4 separate regions of the Homo sapiens genome follow, and regions 1, 3 and 4 are each linked to region 2. A link is a loop called in an ENCODE intact Hi-C map of the cell type or tissue named here. Cell type or tissue: heart right ventricle. All regions are shown on one strand. Region 1 overlaps PBX1 (PBX homeobox 1). Region 2 holds the start of LOC107985451 (a long non-coding RNA gene). Region 3 has its middle 120 kb from the start of PBX1. Region 4 overlaps PBX1 (PBX homeobox 1).

Region 1 (5,000 bases), 76 kb after region 2:
CTTAGCACACCATCTTAACAAGGAGTGTTCTCCAGAAAGGCACAAGGAGAAGACAACCCATCCTGCATCTGTATCCCAGTTACCACCCTGAGCACAGTGGGAATTGCAAAAATGCAAAACAGACATAGTCTCCTAATGGCCTGTTGTGTCCTTGAGCCCCTATCTTTTCTCTCTCTGGTGTGAGACCCATATACAGATTCAGCTTCCCTCTTAGGATCTAGGAATGACATTGCCAGATAAAATATGGGATGCCCTGTTACACTGTAATTTTATAAGTATATCCCATGTAGTATTTCCATTTGCTAAATCTGGCAACCCTATATGGGAATAACATGTGCTCTCAGACAGAAGAAATTTTCTTCTGGCCTAGTTTGGTACCATAGGTAACTCAGAATCAATTTTGCCACTTGTCTTACTTGGACATTTTGCATCAGTGTCTTCATATAGGAACTTCTTTCTTGTGGTTGAGACCATCTCTACCAAGCTTATGCCTAGCTTTGCTTAATTTTCTGCTATTTATTACAGTTCCTTAAAGACCGAGAAAGTGACTTGCTCTTGTTATTGGAATACTGCTCTGGAACCTCAGCTCACCAACTACTACCTGCCATCGTACTTCCCAGAAGCCAATCCTCTGCTTGGATTAACTCATGCTGCTGGCTCTAGGATTCCTGTTTCCATAGTCCTTTGACTGCCAGGGTATCCTCTCTAATTGCCACCTACCACTAGGTCAGCCCCTGGTGGCTTCATATCAATGCCACACCACCACACTCCTCTCTAGTCTGGCTCCCATCAAGCCTCTTGAATCCTGAGATCTTGTTTATAGGTCTCTATGTTCAGAAAGATTAGCAGTGCAATGCAGTCAGCCATTCCTGGTGGAGAATAGAAATCCTTGCTGCAAAGACTTTTGTAGTTTACGCTGCTGCAAAGAAATAATAATTTTTCATTGTCAAAGTGAGAATCCTTCCTTTACTGTACTGAGAAGTCAAGTGAGAGGATTTTTTTGCCTTTGCCTGTCTATCTCCTCTGGTCTCTACAAATCCGTGTCATCTTTCAAGGCCCAGCTTGAGAGTCACTTTCTTATTGTAGGTTTCTTCAAGGCACACATCACCCATGTCTCTAGCCTCTAATACCACTGACTTACTGATCCTTCATTTTGACATTTAAAACTACGTGCAACTTTTATTTATCATTTAAAATCTCCAAGTGAGCACCATATGTTTTTGGCTGTAATCACTTAGTTTTTAATTACGTAAATACGTATTCAGTGCCCACTTGTGCTACATACTGGGCATACAGTGGTTGATAAAATAAGTTAAAAAAATCTTGTTTCTGCTCTCAAGGAGTTTACTGTTTTGCAGGAAATTGACATTTGCTATATTATCAAAATAATGTATACAGATTCTAGATGGCAATAAGTGCTAGGAGACAGTACAAAAGAGGGACCTCACTTGGGCTTACGGAAAATCAGCCTGAAGGTGAACAGAAAACAGACAAGCCAAGAGTGGGGCAAAGGGAAGCCTTTCCAGAGTCTCCAAGGGACTCAAAGAAGGCCAGAAAGAATGGAACAGGGGAGAACAGTGGTAAGTGAAGCAAGACAGGACCGGAGAGGAGAGGACTTAGCCATGCCCAGACTTGCAGGCTACATGAAGCACTTTGATATTTATCCTCAATGAGATGGTAAATCATTCAACAACAAGCCATTACAGGACTAGGCTCATGTTTGACACAGCAGCTGCTCAATTAAGCACTTGATTGAATGGAAGGAGAAATGATGGCTTTGAAGCCTTCCCTTGGTGTCTCGTTCCTGTGAATACTGGATGGCTTGGCTGCAGGTGCCCAGCATAACTGCACAGTTATAGGTCCATCTCTTGCTCTGGATCACAAATACACAGTGGTACACAAATCTAGTGTGAACTCTTACTCCTACTTCTCAGGAGAGAAAACTAGATCTCAGAACCCAGGATTTGCCAGACTTAGTACCCACTGCCTGCTACTGCTTTTTGGACATTTCAATTTTCAAAAGACGGGGCTGTGGGACAATGTGTGCGCTCCACATGCAGAGCACAGCTACTTTGGATGCTCACAGCTAAAGGCAGGTGACTTGTGCTCTTCAGTTCACCTTTGGGAATCCCTATGTTGTTTATTAAGATGCTAGAACATATGAATCACAAGACTGGCCTCAGAAAAGTCCGAGGATTCTAATATCTCCTGCTACTAAGCAACAATCCACCTCATCAAACTTGGTTTTGAACAAGACAAGCTCTGCTCCTGCAGGGCTATGCTTCTGAGGCTTGACCATGGGCGGCACCACCTTGCCAGTGAATATGGCTTAACTTACACTGGCAAGGCAGAGTTCTGGTCTAAGACCTAAGAGTAAGATGGTATATCTGATCCATGTTCACACGGTATGAAAACAAACTCTCTTGTTAGAAGTTACTACCTTGAATTTTATCTTGCATGCACCCTAACTGCTAAGGGGTGCTCAGTCACCAACTGGAAGATTCCATCAACTGTAGCACCATCATAGTGTGCCCTCCTGCCAACATCCTAATGCCACATTATTAAAGTGCGCTTGTATAATACATCAACTCTGAGATCAAGATCTACTCTGGCTCCTTCTTAGCTTTATTCTTTTCTAATGAATCTGTTGCGAAGATCCAGGATTAATAATGCCATATAAGGGATCTGAGACACGGGGTGGTTTTAGCTGAGCCTCTCCATAACTCACATAGTATAGGAGATGGTGTGCATTTCCAGGTTTTGGGTTGAGTTGCTTTTCCATTTCTGTTAAAAGTACAAATAGGACAGTTACACATAACGTGTTCATGTCTTACAGACTTAAGGTCCTTAGGCTAAATGGACATACAAGAGGCTAAAGCTTCAAGTTTGATTTTCTTACTTTTTCCAAAGGCTATCCTGATCTCCTGGCAAAGAAAAATAAGCTCAGCTTGATTTTAGCTAAACAAAGGTGCCTTAGTGCAGAGAATTCTACTTATATCTGAATAAATAACCTCTGCCTGCACAGCTGCACAAACCAAAATAAAAACACACTTCTAAACATCAACAAACAGCATTCGACAACATGCATAATTTCCACATTTATTATATTCACGTAGAGCTGATATACATTTCGAATGTACTCATACTACCTAAAGAATATAGACAGACACACAGATGCTACTTACACTAGAAAAGAGTAGCTACACTAGAAAAGAGGAAGCATAAAGCTTCCTCATAAAGCTAAACCTAGATAATTCAAGTAAGGGTATTCTTTTTCTTTTTTAAACTCTCAATATAAATTATCTGATTGGCTGAACCTATACAGCCCTGAATTCGTCATTTCATTTTTATAACCTTTGATTTTGCTTTGGCTTTGTTGACAAGGCTATTATTTACTAAGGGTACACACAGAGATTGTATACACATCTTAACGGTGAACGGTGGCTACACATGAAATACACACACAGCCAGTATGTGTGAACCTGCCCTCGTGGGGTAAATTTTGAGGCTATTTACCATCACACAGGAAGCTAAACCCCTTACACTTTTCTGACCATCCAAGAGACAGCAATTACCCCAGATTATCAGACCAACAATGACATGCCGTGTAAAGAGAGACACTGAGCCAACTCCACATCCCAAAGACTGGCATATTCAAGTACACTTAGGACATTAATAGCAATTTACGTGCCATCACTGAGACAAAGCCACAAAGGCTCCGTTGGCAGCCTCTTATTTTGAAGCCTATTATTTGTGGGAGTTACAGGCTATAATCACAATAGAAACTTTCAAAACCCTTATCTTCCGTGACGCACCAAATCTATTTCAGAGCCATAATTGCTATGTCACCAGAGAGTTTGCTGCTTAATGCACTCAAATGCCATTTAGTGTTTGCAGGGTCATTACAGCTAACAGAAGGGTTGTGGGAGATATAGTGGGAAGCAGGCCCAGGCTTGGGGGTGGGGGATGCAGAAAGAAAATGTTGACAAGAATGTACGAGAACGGAGTGCTAGTATCCATTGTGCCAAATTTACTGATGGGAGGATATTGTTGTTTTTAAAATTCTATTTACTGATGAAATGAAAACAAGAGCTTGAAAACAATCTATGTGCTCAAGAATTTTGAATTCACTTGACACCACCCTAGAAATATTCAGGGGATGCTGGGGGACACCCTCTTTTATTCTGGAATTCTCATCCAAGTGTAAGGGGGTTTGATTTTTTGAAATTTTAATTTTTTTCTTTTTAAAGAGTCCCAGAATCTCTGCAGTAGAAACCTTCCAGCTGTACTGTGGGTTCAGGAGTCTGCTTTGGCCTTTCTTTATGTGTGCTGCTACGGAATAAGATGGGCAGAGCATATGATGGTGAGATGTCAAAGTTCAACAACTGAGAAGAATGTGTTATCTTACAGATAGTAAAAGAAACAAGGAGACTGATCGAGCATCCAAAATAAAACATCTAGTCACTCAAAATACCATTTTCTTGACCTAAGTGTAGCAAAGGTCATAAGAAAGCTTTTTTAATAGATGTAACTATTATCTCTTCAACCTGGCTATATAAACAAGCCAAGGATTTATTTATTTGGCTTAGGGTCATACTAGGCCTAGGGCAGATCTCCCCCTAAACTTTCCACTAACATATCTCTAGGTTCTTTTAGAAAATTCTTGGGCACTATTTTACAACCTGAGATTTTTCATAGATCAGAAAAATAGAAAATGTCAAGCTAGTTCAGATTGTAGGGTTAATTAATTTATTTATTTTAAGATCAATACTGGTATCACTTACAGATCTGCCTTTAGTTTTCCTAGGGCAACAATCCAGCTTTCACTCTGAAGAACTTTACACAGAAATAGGATGAGACTTGGGGCCTTATTCCACAGGAGTCCTCCTCCACTCAGAAATAGAATTTCCTCTATTTACTAAATGCTGGCCAAGTGCAGGAGGATTAATATCCTTATTGTATTATAAGAGTTCTTAGAAATCAATAAGAAAAGAGATGAA
Region 2 (5,000 bases):
TCAACCCAGTGTAAGAACGACTCTTAAAATGAGGAGTCGGAAAATGGGATTTCTCTGTCCAAAACACTTTCAGGGTCATGCTTTCTTGTGCAAGGAATAAGCCACAGTACTTTGGTTACCTCCACAGTCCTCCATGGACTGCCCTTCCTACTACCTCTGATTTCATTCCCTACCACATTTCTTTTTCCTTCTGCTCCAGTCATATTATCCCAAAATCTCCAGCACAGTCTTTCTCAGTACCTTGTGCTTGTTGTCCCTTCTACCTGGAAGCCTATTTGCTCAAGATATCCACATGGCTCAACCCCTCACGTTTGTTAGGTCTTTGCTTAAGGCTCTCTCTCTCTCTACCTTATATAAAACCTTCACTATCTCCCTTTTGCTGCTTTATTTTTCTAGCATTTATCACCATCTGCCACAGTTTATAGTTTACATTTATGTCTCCCCCACTCCCCACTAGTATCTAAGCTCCTTGAGGGCATTTTTTTTTAATCTGTTTGATTCAGTTTCATGGAACAGGGCCCAGCATATATAAGGCACTCAACAAATATTCACTGAATAAAGGAACCAAAGAACAGTAACATTGTATATATCAATATGCCACATGAGGCAGGTGCTATATATATGATTTCATTTCATCTTCACAACCTCCCAAAAAGCTAGGTATTATAGTTACATGTCCCACCACAATTAACCACGAGAAAGTCCAGGCACAGAGAGGCTAAATGACTTGCATTCAATCAGCAATGATCACAATCACATTTCAGACTCACATCTGTCTACCTCCTAAATTCATGTTCCCAACCACTCTACTCAATTCCTTCCTCTTACAGTCCCCCAGACAACCAGAGCTACTGGGATCTCCAAGGAAAGAGAAATGGATTGTCACGGTGGGGGATCTGCAAAAGCTTCCCCCCGGAGATAGAATTTGATGTGGACCTTAGCAGATGAATAAATTCTAACAGGTAGAGAAAATACCAGGTGGCATTCTAAGCTGGGGAGAAGCATGAGAGGTATGGAAGCAGAGCAATTCAAATGTGTTCATCCAGGGGTGGCTTAGATAGGCAACCTCCTCATCCCAGTTTGCCTTGGACTTCCTGGTTCTAGCATCAACAATCCCGTGTTCTGGGAAAACTGGGACAGAGGGTCTCCTAAGTGACAAATGGATCAGGTTTAATAGGGTAAAGCATTCATTGTGCACATTGTTGAGGAAATATTGAAAGTAAAAGTGGCAAAGAGTTTTGAGGCTGAGGAAATGAGTTTGGAGCTCATTGTGCAGGTAAGGGGAAACCTTTGGAGGTTTCGAGAAGGGAATGATATGTGGAAACACAGGGTTACATGAAGCCGGAAAAGTCAATACTAACCTGATTGTGGTGAAGTACTGCCTTTTATGGGGTCGACCATGGTTGCCAGAGGAGCTGACAGTAGAGGGAGACCAATCAAGTCTGGACTCGGCTATCCCAGGTGTTTCAAGGAGCTGCTGCCTCTTGAAATTGGCATTTTCCCCTCTCCTTATAGTTCTCCAATCCTTTTTACATCTGTTACCAACATCATCTCCTGAGCGTGGATAGAGGTATGTCATCTTCCATGCCTTTGCATCCAGAAGTATTTATAAACCTTGGAGACCCAGGGAAAGCCCCTGTCTTGGGCTTCATTTCACATTTTCTCATCACCTCAAGCTTCTCTTTGCTCAGGCCTGGACCTATGAGCTACTTCCTTCTACAGTGGCAGGCCTTGTGGCCAAGGTCCTCTCATATCCTATTCAGTGGGTTGCTTTCATATGAGCGCTTTTCATCCTCTCTTTTGGGAGTTTTACACTTACTGATTCAATGGAAAGCCCTTAATTAAAGAAAAGGATGAGCACAGTGTCCATCCATATTTAAATAGATGAGAAATAAGCACTGGGCAGCCTGCAAGTGGCCTTCATGCTTGGAGAGATCTATGCTCATGTTTATAAACTGCACAGAAGGCAGTGGTGCCAGATAAAAAGACAATCAAAATAAATGCATCTGATAGTTTGTTTCTCCGTGTGGCATACATAATGTCAAATACAACAGTCCTACCATCAGAGGTCCTCAGCACTTCATGAACTACATAGCAAGGGAAGTAAGGCCTCAAATAAACTGTTGTGCAACTGTGATAAGCAAACTCAGGTCTTGGTAGAGCAGAAAACTGTCCTCTGTTCTCACAGATATCTTACACACACACACACAGACACACACACACACCCCTGTTTCTTTTTTAAATCTTCAGAACATACAAATAAATTTTGTCTTAAAAATTGGCTGGGCATGGTGGCTCATGCCTGTAATGCCAACATTTTGGGAGGCTGAGGTGGGCAGATCACTTGAGGTCAGGAGTTCGAGACCAGCCTGGCCAACATGGTGAAACCTCGTCTTTACTAAAAATATTTAAAAAAAAAAATTAGCTGGGCATGGTGGCTCACACTTCTAATCCCAGCTACTCCTCCAAAGGCTGAGGCAAGAGAATTGCTCGAACTCGGGAGGTGGAGGCTGCAGTGAGTGGAGATCACACCGCTGAACTCCAGCCTGGGTGACAGAGTGAGACTCTGTCTCAAAAAATAAATAAACAAAAAATAAATAAATATGAATAAATACAAGGTCCACAGAAATAACTGACCTCAGTGCCTAGGAAATCATTTGCCTCCAGTTTCCTTCAGAAGTAAAGTCAGGTTTCACTCAAAGGTCAAGAAGCCAGAGCTCAGTTCTTCCTAGCTGTACCTCAAGCTTAATTTGCTAGGTGAATAGGAGGTGATGTCCAGCAATTGCAATGAAAGCAAGCTCTTCAAATGGAGCAACTGTAGTCTGCACAATGAGATGTCTTGGAATCAGCCAGACTCGCCCTCCATCCCACCATGCTTTCTGAGGTGATGAGGATGGAAACAGAAAAAGAGGCTCTGGCATTATAGAACCCTGATGGGCGGTGGCAAAGGGTGGAACCCAGAACTGGCTGAGCTTCTTCTTCTTTCCTCCATTTTCCCCACTCATTTCAATGTTGCTGATTTGCATTCAGAAGGAGCTGAATTCAGTCTGGATACATCAGTTACTAGCTGCGTGAACTGAGTAACTTACTTAACTTCTAAACTTAAGTTTATTCATGTATAAAACAGGGAAAGTTTCTTGGTAATCTGAAAATTGCTACAGTGTTGTAAGAACTTAGCATAGTACCTAGTATATAGTAAGAGGTAGGAAGTAGTAACTGGAGTTACTATGCCTTCGGCTAGTCTATTTTCTTGCTTCCTCTATTCTTACTTCTCCTGCTCACCCATCTCACACCCTAACTTCAACTCCCAACCCAGGGACAGTAAACTGATACTTGCTTTCACCTGCCATTGATTGATTTGTGAGATGGGCTGCCTCACAAAACCACTCTTAGGAATTTAACGGGATTTGAAATTTAAAACCATCTCTTATTCATGTGTGGCTCAGACATTGCTTTGAACCTGGTTAGTTCAAGATTTTTTTTTTAAGATGGATATATGTTTAAAAAGCTCACAAGTCCTCTTGGGCACCAAATGGCTCTTTGGAAAGAATCCTGTGACAAGTTTATTGTAAATGAACCAGAAACATAGAGATTAAATTCCTCCTGAAATACTTCTGGGTGTGGAAATTAAGAAAAAAGCAATTGCAAGATGTCTCCAGTTTTGCAGACCTGCATGCAGCTGGCTTCCCTTAAGGCTGCCTGCTGAGCTGTGGGAAGAGCTCGGCTGGCTTGGCCAGGCCTCCGGGGTACCCCTGCAGCCGTGGGGTTACTTATTCCTGAGATGGGGCAGCGGAGGCAATTTGATGGAGGCAACTTTCATTCTAACTGCTCTTCCGGCAAAGCTCCTCTCTGGGGATCTCAGACTGGCACCTTTCACCATTGTTAAATTCACTTAAGATAAAAGCGACACCAGGCAAATGACAAGGGAAGAGCCATTAAGGGATGAGCGTAAGCAGTGACTGACAGGCAGGCTCTGCGAAGCGCTCAGCTGCCAGCCCCAGCCTTGGCAGGAATCATCACCCCGAGTGCCTCCCATAGCCAGCGCTTGACAAATGGGCAAGATTCAGTCCAAGCCTATGGGCTCAGCCCTTTGTTTCCCAGAGCCTCAGCCTCCATGCCTATTCACCCACACACTACCAGCCCCTCCACCCAGGAACAGCATCAGCAACCACGCAGAGAGGAGCCCATTGCTGCTGAAGGTGAGAGGCTGTCCTCTGCCTGCTTTCAGGTGAGTGCCTGCGGGTGGTGAGCCATGGAGCATGGACGACTACGAATTCATTCACTGCATAGTTAGGAGAGACGATATGAAGATTGAACTCAGCAAACCATAGAAAATACACACCCTGCCAAGTCTGTCTTTTATACTGTTGTTTTTCAGTCCAAGTGTAAAATTATGTTGGCCATCTTGGTCTTTTCTTGGGATTGTGCACAAGGACACCCAATGGGACTCCTTGCTGGGATATACTCACCATGCAAGCGGGCTCATACAGGTGTCCTGCAACACTGGCTCTTAGTAAATTACTTGCTAAATAATGTTTTTTTTATTATTAAGGTTACTTCTTTTATTGGAAAAAAATTAGAAAAATACAAAAATAAAAACCTACAAAGAACAATGGCAATCACATAGAAGGTCCATAATTGTTAATATATTATTGCATTTCTTAAGTGCAAAGTCTCCATAGCCAGATTGCATGGGGTCATATTCTTGCTCTGCCACCTATCAGCTGTGTAAGCTTGGGTGAGTTACTTAACTTCTCTGTGCTTTCATTTCCGCATCTTTAAAATGAAGATAAGTATAGAACCCACCTCATGAAGTTATTGTAAGCATTAAATGAGTTAAAACCATAAAGCTCAGAACACTACAAAGACTCATTAAATGTTAGCCGTTATCATGCACCAATTTTCACTAACCTGTCATTGTAGTTGTGATTCCATTATATCAGTGCTTCTCTGCCTAGGGAGATTTTGACCCCAGGGAACATTTGACAATATCTGGAGAC
Region 3 (5,000 bases), 470 kb after region 2:
CCAGAAAGTGTCCTGTAACCTAATTTTTTGCTTCTCAACATGCTGCCTTCATTCCCCAGTGTACATCATTTCTCAAGGAGAGTTTAAAATGTTACTCCTTAGCAGAAATTACACTAATAGGACTTTCTTAATCCAAAGTTGGGCCCCTTAAGGCATTTCAGACCAGCAAGGGACAGTGAACCTCTCTACAACTCTAAAATTAGACTACTGAGGCACAAGCTTAACTTTGCTAACATGCAAGGCTGTTTTCAAGAACCCAAAGCATATGTACATTCTGAATTAATAGGTAGTAAGAAGTGAACAGAAAATAGCAGATCATTTGTGCCCTTTAATGTTCCCTGTCTTACAAGGGCCCCTAATATCTATCAGTCTGTACTGAATATTTTTTTTGTGTGTGTGTTCCTTCAAGTATTTTAGTATAATTTGTACTACATTACAGCACTTTGCATTTTCTAGTCCTATCATGTGTTTAAATCTTGCCTGCTTTTGCCTGGCTTAGTTCCCATTTGTCAGTAAAGAGACAAATTATTACTCCTTCACCTTCATGTAAAAGCTTCTCATTGCTCAAGGTATGTGCCACCTGGCAATAGTACCAGCTGTGTCACCAAAGGCATGTGACTTCTAGCATGGATGTTTTGCTAAACTCTGGCAGTATTACCTTGTGATTCTGATGCCTCACAATTGTTTGCCCTTTCATATAATCCTCAGTCCTCATCTGTGGCCATTCCTTACTTCTTGCATTAGTCTGTTACTTCTCTACCTCTTACTCCAACATCATATTTCTGATTACAGCCTCTTTTCTCTCCAAGTTTCTCTCACTCCCACCATATTTACTCTGTCTCCTGGTCCATCCTCAAATCTATGAGTCATGTCAAGTCTTCGCTTTCTTTCAGATCTGCGCTAGATCACACAATCCATCATTTCACCTACCCATCTTTTGCCAATACTGTTAGCTCTCTTCCTCTTCATCTTTTCAACACATCCTCCTAGCACAAAAAGATGCTGGCTCAATCCCGTCAACCCAGTTATTATTATTACTTTTTCTCTTAAACTTTGGGCACTACAGCTATTCAAGAAAACCGCACACTTTATATAAATTATGGCTTCTATGAATTAATAGTTCATGGCTTTAACACATTTTAATGGAACATTTACTATGTGCCAGACACTGTACTAGGTTCTAAGCATGGAAACATAAAGAATGTTGACTTTTAGGGTCTGTGATCAGCATGAATATCACAGGGGAGGAAAGAAGAATTCTGGGAGAGAGGGACAGAGAGCGAGAGAGAGAGAGAAGGGAGAGAAGAGACAGCATGAACTGATGGCAAATCGTTTAATTCTGAGGTGCCGTCCTTCCCATATTACATCAGATGAGCAGGCTAGAAAAGTCAGTGGGAAGGTTGTGAAATGAAAGCAGCATAAGCTTGAAGTCAGATAGACCAAGATTTGAATCAGAAAGGTCAAAGTTGAGGGCAGAGAGAAGGCTGTTGCAGAAAACTGGCAGTGATGAGAACTTGAACTAGGACAGTGACAAGGACACTTGGGAAGAAAGAAGTTCTATCTGCTATCACCTGACACTTTAATTTAAAGGTAAATAGCACACCAAAGGTAAGAAACAGTTTTCAACTATTAGAAATGCTATGTTTACAAGATGGCAGATTTTCGGATGATAACAAAACATGCTCTTAAAAAATTTCTAGGACAACAACTCAGAAAATCAAAGGCAGCTGAGAAAGGACAGAGTCTTTGTTTCTTCAGAGAGTGAAATAATCTGCCATTATATGGTAGATAACTAGTCCAGCGCTATAATTTAATTTATTACCATCTCAGCACACACCACACATAACCTTCTTTAAGTGTGTCTGGGAGAAACCTAGGAAATCAGTAAAGGCTCCTTGCAGCCAGCCTGGTATTGCCTGCCAGCAGTTTGGGAGCACATCTCTTTCAAAAGGTCACCAAGTTAGGGACTGTGTCCAACTCTCTGTTCAGTGCAGCACTGTTGGGGGCTCTCTATGGGTGCTAGTTTCCCTCTGCTGGCCAGAGAGCTTAGTTACTGCCCTGCTGGGCACAGAGGGTAGTTGGATACTTTCACACTCTCCCTTCTCTTTCTCACTCCCCTCTCAAAATTCTTTTCATACCAAAAAATGCCTGGTAGAAGAAAGAATATATGACAGTTGGAGGAAGCCAGTGCTCCCACACTGTCTGCCAGGAGGTATATTTCTGGGGCAAAGCATAGTGATTTTTTTTTTTTTTGGTGGAAATGTCAGAGTTTATAACAACTTAGAGTTGTTTTTACGTTAAATGTCTGCATCATAATATTCTTGAACCATCTTCTTTCTTAAGTCTAAACTACCCCTTCCTTCCTTCCTTCCTTCCTCCCTCCCTCCCTCCTCTCCTCTCCTCTCTTCTCTCCTCCCCTTCCCTCCCCTCCTCCCTCCTCTCCTCTCCTCTCCTTCCTTTCCTTCCATTTTCCCTCTTTCCTTCCTCCTATTTTCTTTCTTTATATATGTATGCAACTAACTGATAAAACAATATTATTACAGCATTTGAACATTTTCTTTGGACCAGAATTTTCTGGCATTAAAATTCTGACATAGGCTAAAATCAATAAACAAACCAAAAAATTGAGCAAACACACACACACACACACACACACACACAAAAACAGACACACAACTCTACTAAAAAAAAAAAAAAGTAAAGGAGTAAAAAAAGTTAATCTACCAGGACAGAAAACAGAAAAGGAGATGACAGTAGATGGGAGAATTCAACACATTTTTAAAAGAAGGAAGTAGAGAGACAAGTGTTAATTATCTTCGCAGACTAGAAGAAGTTGTAACTAAGTGCCTGTAGCTGTAGACACTGATGTGAAATGAATCAATCCCCTCTGCAAAGCCCTGAGAGGTTCAGCATTTGGAGGCATATGTGGAAGACAAGGATGAGGCACTGGAGTGAAAGTGGGGTTAAGTGAAAGTCTGCTTACAGAGTCACTGAGTCCACAGGTACCCTTCCCTGTCCACAAAGTGGTATCCTCCTTTCTCTCCTGTTAGAACAGAGGTTTATACTGTGGAAAAATTATGTAACAAATATATATCAGTCTCTGGGACAACAGTGGATATATTGATGTGCAAGGCTGAGAGATGGGACTGAAAACAAAGGGATTAAATGAATATCTGCATAGCAAATTATAAAACATCTTCACCCTTTTCCCATGATCAGCTTCTAGAATGCTGAGAGCCAGAAACATTCATCCTGTTGCTTTCTCATATCTACCACATCTTCACAGTAGGACAGAAGATTGGTTTCTGGAGAAAGGACATTCAGACTTTGAAATTTCTGGCTCCCTTGAATGACAACCTTACTTTTTAAAATTATCTTGCAAAGAAACTTTTGAGGGAAAGTTCTACCTTTGCACGTAAGAACCATGCTCATTTTTAAAAAATAGATTCTTCCTTTTTATTACTGAGTAGTATTTCACAGGATGAATGTAACACAGTTTTGTTTTTTATTTATTTATTTTTATTTTTTTTTGTTTTGAGACAGAGTTTTGCTTTTGTTGCCCAGGCTGGAGTGCAATGGCATGATCTTGGCTTACCGCAACCTCCGCCTCCTGGGTTCAAGAATTTCTCCTGCCTCAGCCTCCTGAGTAGCTGGGACTACAGGCATGTACCACCATGCATGGCTAATTTTGTATTTTTAGGAGAGACAGGGTTTCTCCATGTTGGTTAGGCTGGTCTTGAACTCCCAACCTCAGGTGATCTGACCTCCTCAGCCTCCCAAAGTGCTAGGATTACAGGCATGAGCCACCGCGCCCAGCTCAAGGGCAAAGCCAAGGATTGTCAAGATGGGAAAGCCTCAAATATGAAAGAGAATAACTAAAACAAAGGGAAAAAAGAAAACTCAGAACAGAAACATTGCAGGTAGGGAAAAATACATCTTCAAAAATTATAATTAATATCCTTACAGAAATAAGAGAAACAAAGGAATGTTACTGTAGTTGAATACTCAAGAAAACATTTAGAAAAAATAGTAGAAATAAAACATTTAATATTATGGTTGGAGAAAATATTTTAGGAGGTCCACTAGAAAGTAGAATGAGTCAAAGTAATGAAAAACTAGAGAGAAAAAGGTAAGAAAATTAGAGGATTGTTTCAATAGTGTAATAGTATTTCTAGAAACAAATAGTATTTCTAGAAACAAATAGAGACAATGGAAGTATGTATTATCAAATAAATAATATAAAAACATGTCTAAAAGCAGGATATGTACTTCTAAATTGAACAGGCTTACAAAATGTTTAGTACAATGTGAAAATACACCCAGAAACATAAAATTTCACAACAGGAAATCTCAGCACAAAATTTCAAAACAGAAGGAAAGATTCTAAAAGTCGAGAGAGACTCTGAGAGCAAACATGAAGAGAGAGAAACCAGTTTACATATCAAAAAGCAGAAATGTGAATGATGTGTAATATCTCTAGAGAAACGTTGGGTGCTAGAAGACACTGTGCTAAAAACTCTGAGGCGCTAATTTCCAAATTAGAATTACATACTCAATATATTAGTCAGGAATCTCCAGAGAGACAGAATCAATAGGAGGGAGATAGAGAGATAGATAGATAGATAGATAGACATAATTTATTAGGGAAATTGGCTTGTGTGATTATGGAGGCTGAGAAGTCCCATGACAGGATATCAGCAAGCTGGAGACCCTGGGATGCTGGTAGTGTGGCTCAGCCCAAGTTTCAAAGTCTCAGAGCCAGGGAAGCCAATGGTATAATTATCCATTCAAGGCTGAATGCTTGAGAACCCACATGTTTGCTGGTGCAAGTCCCACAGTCCAAATGCCAGAGAAACTGGAGTTCCGATGTCCAACTTTAGAAGATGGTTGTCCTAGCTTCAGCAGATGGAATGAATTTGCCTTTCCCCTGCTTTTTTGTTCTATCCAGGACCTCAGCTGATTAGATGGTGCCTACACACATTGAGGGTGGGTCTTCCCAC
Region 4 (5,000 bases), 290 kb after region 2:
CTTGGGGTTCTTGCTCTATTCACTATAATTTCCAGTTGCTAGTTTCAAATATACGGTCATAGCAGAGAACCAGCTTGGGTAAATTCAGGGGCCTTCTTCTCTAACACAGTGATGTGTGAGAAAAATGAGATTATCTGGATAAAGTTCTCCAAGCCCACTGGAGAAAAAAAATACAAAAGAGATGCAATGTATTGGTATTATTATTTCTACTGAGCCACTTCTGAAGCACAGCCATGAATGCCTGCCTGGCTTTTAAAGAGAGAAATGCTTGTCCCCCAACAAAAGCCCATCGTCTATTCCTTCCAGAGCTAAGAAAATGTGAACAGCCTAGTCTAGCTTCCCCAAAACATCTCCTCCATCACATTGGCTTCCCATCTCTTGAGGCTTCCTTCAAGAGAAATATTATTTCCTTTCACTGATATTCTAGCTTTCCTGTTCACGATGCTGCGGGTCCATTCTCAAATGCCACCACCTCTGACTCTACCATGCCAAAGTGAGCTCACCAAAACAGGAGGCACCTCTTGCTGGATTGAACATGCATAGGCTTCAGGTGACACAATGATTAGGCCAAGCAATTGCCGGCCACACATCGGTACCAACACACTCAAAAATCAATAGAGCATTTATAATAATGGAAGTTCAATGGCTTCCATTTTGTGAAGTGTTAAAGTGCCAAGGGACTGAGTTAAAGCTTTGGCTATGAAAGGGGACTGTAACTTATGCTTCCTTTAAAAAAAAATTTGCAAATGGTTCATTTTTCCTTAAGGAAAAAAGGGGGCATTTTCAATTAGGTGAGTGGAAGGACAAATGCTCCAAGTACATTTTGCTGAAGTTCTAAGTGCTTCTGAAACCCCTCCTGTCAAGGCATTAGTAATACAAGATTTAAGATGCCCAATTAATTTTTTCCAGCCACCAGCCAAAAGGAGATGCAGGAGGAGGTTAAAAGCTAAGTGTTTAATTAATATTAAATTTATAAGATTCTCTATCACTGAAAGCATTGTAAAATTGAAAAAGCAGTTAATTTTATGGTTGCTGTGTATTCCTCTGCTTTGATCTTTGATCTATGATATAAAATCACCAACTGTAAAGATTCCCCACCTTTATTATACCTGTTAAATGGTGAGAAGAAAGAGAGGGGGAACCTGCAGGCATGATGGGGAGCAGGGAGTGAGGCCCTGAAAGTGGTCATTAACGTTGATGAGAAAATCTAAACACGAGAGATTCAGGAAATAGCTTTTGACTAAGCCACATACATAGACGAGGCATTCTCATCTTGCCCATTCTCTACACTCCAGTTTTCTAGAGTTTTAAGACGGGAAAACAGCAGTTGCCTATCTCTGGCTTAAGACAAAATAGTAAAGCAGAAAAGATTTAGGTTGGATTATGGAAGAATTTTCTGAAACTGAGTTTCCAAAGTGTAAACTCTTCATTGGAATAGATCACATCATTGCCTTTCCTACAGCTAGAAATGCCTAAATTAGATAAGTATGTGTCTGTCTTGAACAGTCCATACACCGATTCCTTCTTCCAAAGGCTCCACTTACCCACCCACTAGCAGAGACCAGGCCGGGCAAAGAAATGCTCAGCCCTGGGCAGTGGGACCTCTTTAATCCATGGCATTTTCAAAAGCCTGTACTGATAAAGGGCAATGGAATAGGAACCAGAGGTAACAGGGAGGAAAACCTACTACTGAAAATGTTATCCTGAGAGAGGTTTTCCCAGGATTTCCAAATACCGTATTTCTGCCATCAAGATAGATGTGTGGTTCCCTCAACAGCAGCCCATGTCATGAATCCTTAAAGATAAAAGGGGGAAGGCATGGTATATGCATCTCAAGTCAACTGGCCATTCAGCCTGCAAAGATATCGAACACTCACCTTTGCCTTCTCCCCACCCAAAACTGGGGTGGTGGTGTGTGGGCTGGGGGGTAACGGGGTTCCCGGAGGTAGAAGCAGAGGAGAGTACTCTGTGCCGAACAGAACTTTGTATCCTAGTCACCAAAAAGAACAATGAGGGGCAGTTCCGACTCCTGGCCTCCTTCAATTCTGTCACAAATCCAGAAACAAAGACCTATTATGCAGAATAGATTTTACAGAAAGGCAGAAGGAGGGTGGGGGAATGGGATAATTCATGTAAGGTGTTTTTTTTCTTTTTTTTTTTTTTTAAATCCCATCAGGGATCTCATTATAATTTCATTATTAGCAGAAAAACCAAATAAGTGGCAAGAGAAAGAATCTCCACTTAGTATTAACACACACACACTCACATACACAAAGATGAAAGATCTTATGAGCTTCAAAGAAGCTGCTAATTTTCCAATTTCAAACGACTCAGTGAGAAAGACACTGATAATGAATGTGCTTTTTCCACTGGCTCGCTTATAAACTTTTCCCATTTCTGTCTCCCTCCCAAAAATTACTTCTCATTTTTAACTAGAAACAAACATCAGACGTAATAACAGAATCCTGGGTTCATACACAATCTTCCTTCAGGGCTTCCTTCTTCTGTCTTTCTGCGTACAATAAAAATGTACGGGGAAAGAGAGAAGAAGAACTTCCTCAATGGTAACATGGTGTATTTCCTCAGGAAGAACAGCCGAGAAAAAAATACAAATGTACCTCATTGCCGATAAGCTATACTACTTCAAGAGTAGAGGACTAATTCATAAAACACTAACTTTCTTTGTCTCTGTAACTGTCTTTATCCGTCAAGAAGCTGCAAACTTGGGGCATTTTCACACTGAATATATGTTTCTAAAAGCTTTACCTGGTGGTGAAGTGTGATACTGCAAGCCTCCCTCTTTTTGGCATTTTAATCCTAAACAAAAAGTAAAATCAAGTTTCTGGAATTCAGGCTCCCATAAGCTAGTGCCACCTATGCCCTGCAGTACCCATGTTTCTACATGGTGTAACATGTTCTTCATGAAAACTGTTCAATTCTGACTAAAGGAGATTTTTCCACCCTATAGAAATACATTCTAAAATTTATAATAAGTCATTGGAAGGATAGATAACACTTTAAGAAAATCTTTATAAACCTATTTTCTAGAATTAAAATAGTTGTCAAAAGTGAAAATTAGTTGCTAAATTTTATAAGCAGTTTTGGACAACAGGCTAGACAGAAGCTCCCAACCTCTGTGAATGTATAGTCTCTCTCTTAATGTCAAAACATTGCAAGTACCACTATAAGAGAGTTATTGTATTTTTAGCTTCTACAGATGGAGGAATGATACACATGAATAAAAAAAACCTATAGGAACTGAAAAAATGCTTGTTTAAGTGAATGTGCATTTCATTAACCACAATAGCATTTCATACATTCAAAGAATTTTAGTAGGTATATTTATCTGCATGTGTGTCCATGACATTATTCTGTTTACAGACAATGCTTGGTATGTGCATGAATTTACTAAACCTTTTTAACAACTTCAAGGCTCCCTCAGGGTCCGTGGCCCACAAATTGAGAATCACCATGTTAGAGGAAGAAAGATACCAGCTGAAGGAATGCATGCCTCTAACCAATTCTTTCATTGAGAGAAAATGACATTCAAACAGCTGAATGATTTTACACATACCACTCCTTGTTTTACTCCTACCAATACTATCAAAATGTTGATAGACACAATACAGATTATTTCTGAGCTTACATGGTCTTGATTGTTGGTTTATAACACAATAAAACTTCTTTTTGGCACAAGAACCTATCTTCTATGTGTACCTCTCCCATTACAAATTGCAAGTAAGGATGTTGTGAAGAATAACATAATCAAAATAACATTTCTAACAAAGATATACCAGTATGATCAATGGCAACAGTAGCAATTGCTTAAAAAACATCAGTAAATAATTCTTCAGATACAGTTAGCCCTGTGGTTTTAGGACAGTGGAATGATGACAAGACAGCAATGCTACCTATAAGAAAGATTGACCCTCACGTTAAGTGTACACACAGGCATTCACACCCCCAATACACACTTCCTCCTTCTATCTCCCTGTCTGATTTCCACTCATCCATTCTCAGCTCCTGTTTGTCTGAGGCCACATGCAACTGGATTTGTCAAGCCCCCTTTTCACAACTTGTTGTCACAGTCCATTACCAAATTGCATATAGTTATATATTCCACTAATTAGGCTTCTAAAATATCATTAACATGTCTCTTGATCATTAGCATAACGTATGAGGCGACGTCGTTAGGCACGACTCGAGTTTGTTAACGTGGTAATGAAAGGCACAAGGCAGGCTCTGCAGGAACCAAGAAGCACAGAGAAGTGGGGAATATCCAAGCACCAAGATGCTAGCCACAAAGGCATAGACAGAGACACAGAGAGACAAAGGCAAGCACAGAGAGGAGATGCAAGGCACGAGGAAAAGGCAGAGAAACACAGTCAAAGGAGTGCATCAGTAAGCACGACTTTGGCAGTGAGATGGCTGCTTGGGCGTAAAAAGGTGAAACCTAATGCACCCACTCCCACCTGTGTGGGAATTAGACCCTGGCAAGGCTCTAAGCAGAAGAAGCTTTAAAAATTTCCTAGACAAGAAAAAAATAAAATTCAGAAATCTCCTTCTTTCCTGCCACCTAACACATGGTGCACACGGGTGTGCCCATCTCCCCCATTCCCACACCACGCCCTCTCCAGCAGTGGCTACAGAAGACTGTGGGCAATTACCTGGGGGTGACGTTCTTCGATTCCCTATCAGGCCCTTTATTAACATGCTGGTAGATATCTCTATCTATCTATATACACCGCATTAGTCATGATCCTCTTGTGTGTAACGAGGCGGGGCTTACCTCCAGAGATTATAGACATGCTACATCTAGAGAAGAGAGAAGGAAGGAAAGCACATAAAAAAGATGGCAACTGGCCAGGCGTGTTGGCTCATGCCTGTAATCCTAGCACTTTGGGAGGCCGAGGCAGGTGGATCACGAGGTCAGGAGTTCAAGATCAGCCTGGCCAACACGGCAAAACTCAGTCTCTACTAAAAATACAAAAATTAGCCGG

What was found. A loop is a pair of places that touch in the nucleus more often than their neighbours do. Peaks named below come from ENCODE experiments on the same cell type or tissue, not always from the same donor. Only the 100,000 strongest peaks of a DNase experiment are listed, where the experiment ranks them.
Region 1: a loop joins it to region 2, with 4 times the contacts of the local background. A loop is called at or near these places in 6 of 110 quality-filtered maps.
Region 3: a loop joins it to region 2, with 5 times the contacts of the local background. A loop is called at or near these places in 7 of 110 quality-filtered maps.
Region 4: it touches region 2 in a loop (3-fold over the local background); 6 of 110 quality-filtered maps call a loop at or near these places.

Annotation. Positions count from the first base shown.
Region 1 is chr1:164,835,618-164,840,617 of GRCh38, reverse strand. The region is part of intron 8 of PBX1 (PBX homeobox 1); the gene reads right to left. Among named protein-coding and RNA genes, the nearest start is that of PBX1-AS1, 63 kb to the right of the region's middle. RefSeq lists enhancers at 1,469-1,970, 3,061-4,348. In heart right ventricle, no CTCF peak of the experiment used is centred here; no DNase peak of the experiment used is centred here; H3K27ac peaks cover 1,752 bases.
Region 2 is chr1:164,911,504-164,916,503 of GRCh38, reverse strand. LOC107985451 (a long non-coding RNA gene) reads left to right here and starts at 4,129. Exons shown (of 3, transcript XR_001737807.2): 1 at 4,129-4,228. RefSeq lists a silencer at 1,978-2,272. In heart right ventricle, a CTCF peak has its summit at 2,045; no DNase peak of the experiment used is centred here; H3K4me3 peaks cover 1,252 bases; H3K27ac peaks cover 991 bases.
Region 3 is chr1:164,437,431-164,442,430 of GRCh38, reverse strand. No RefSeq gene overlaps it. Among named protein-coding and RNA genes, the nearest start is that of PBX1, 120 kb to the left of the region's middle. In heart right ventricle, a CTCF peak has its summit at 2,032 (motif pointing left); a DNase peak (open chromatin) is centred at 2,000.
Region 4 is chr1:164,622,974-164,627,973 of GRCh38, reverse strand. All of the region lies in intron 2 of PBX1 (PBX homeobox 1), which reads right to left. Among named protein-coding and RNA genes, the nearest start is that of PBX1, 66 kb to the right of the region's middle. In heart right ventricle, a CTCF peak has its summit at 2,778; no DNase peak of the experiment used is centred here; H3K27ac peaks cover 2,322 bases.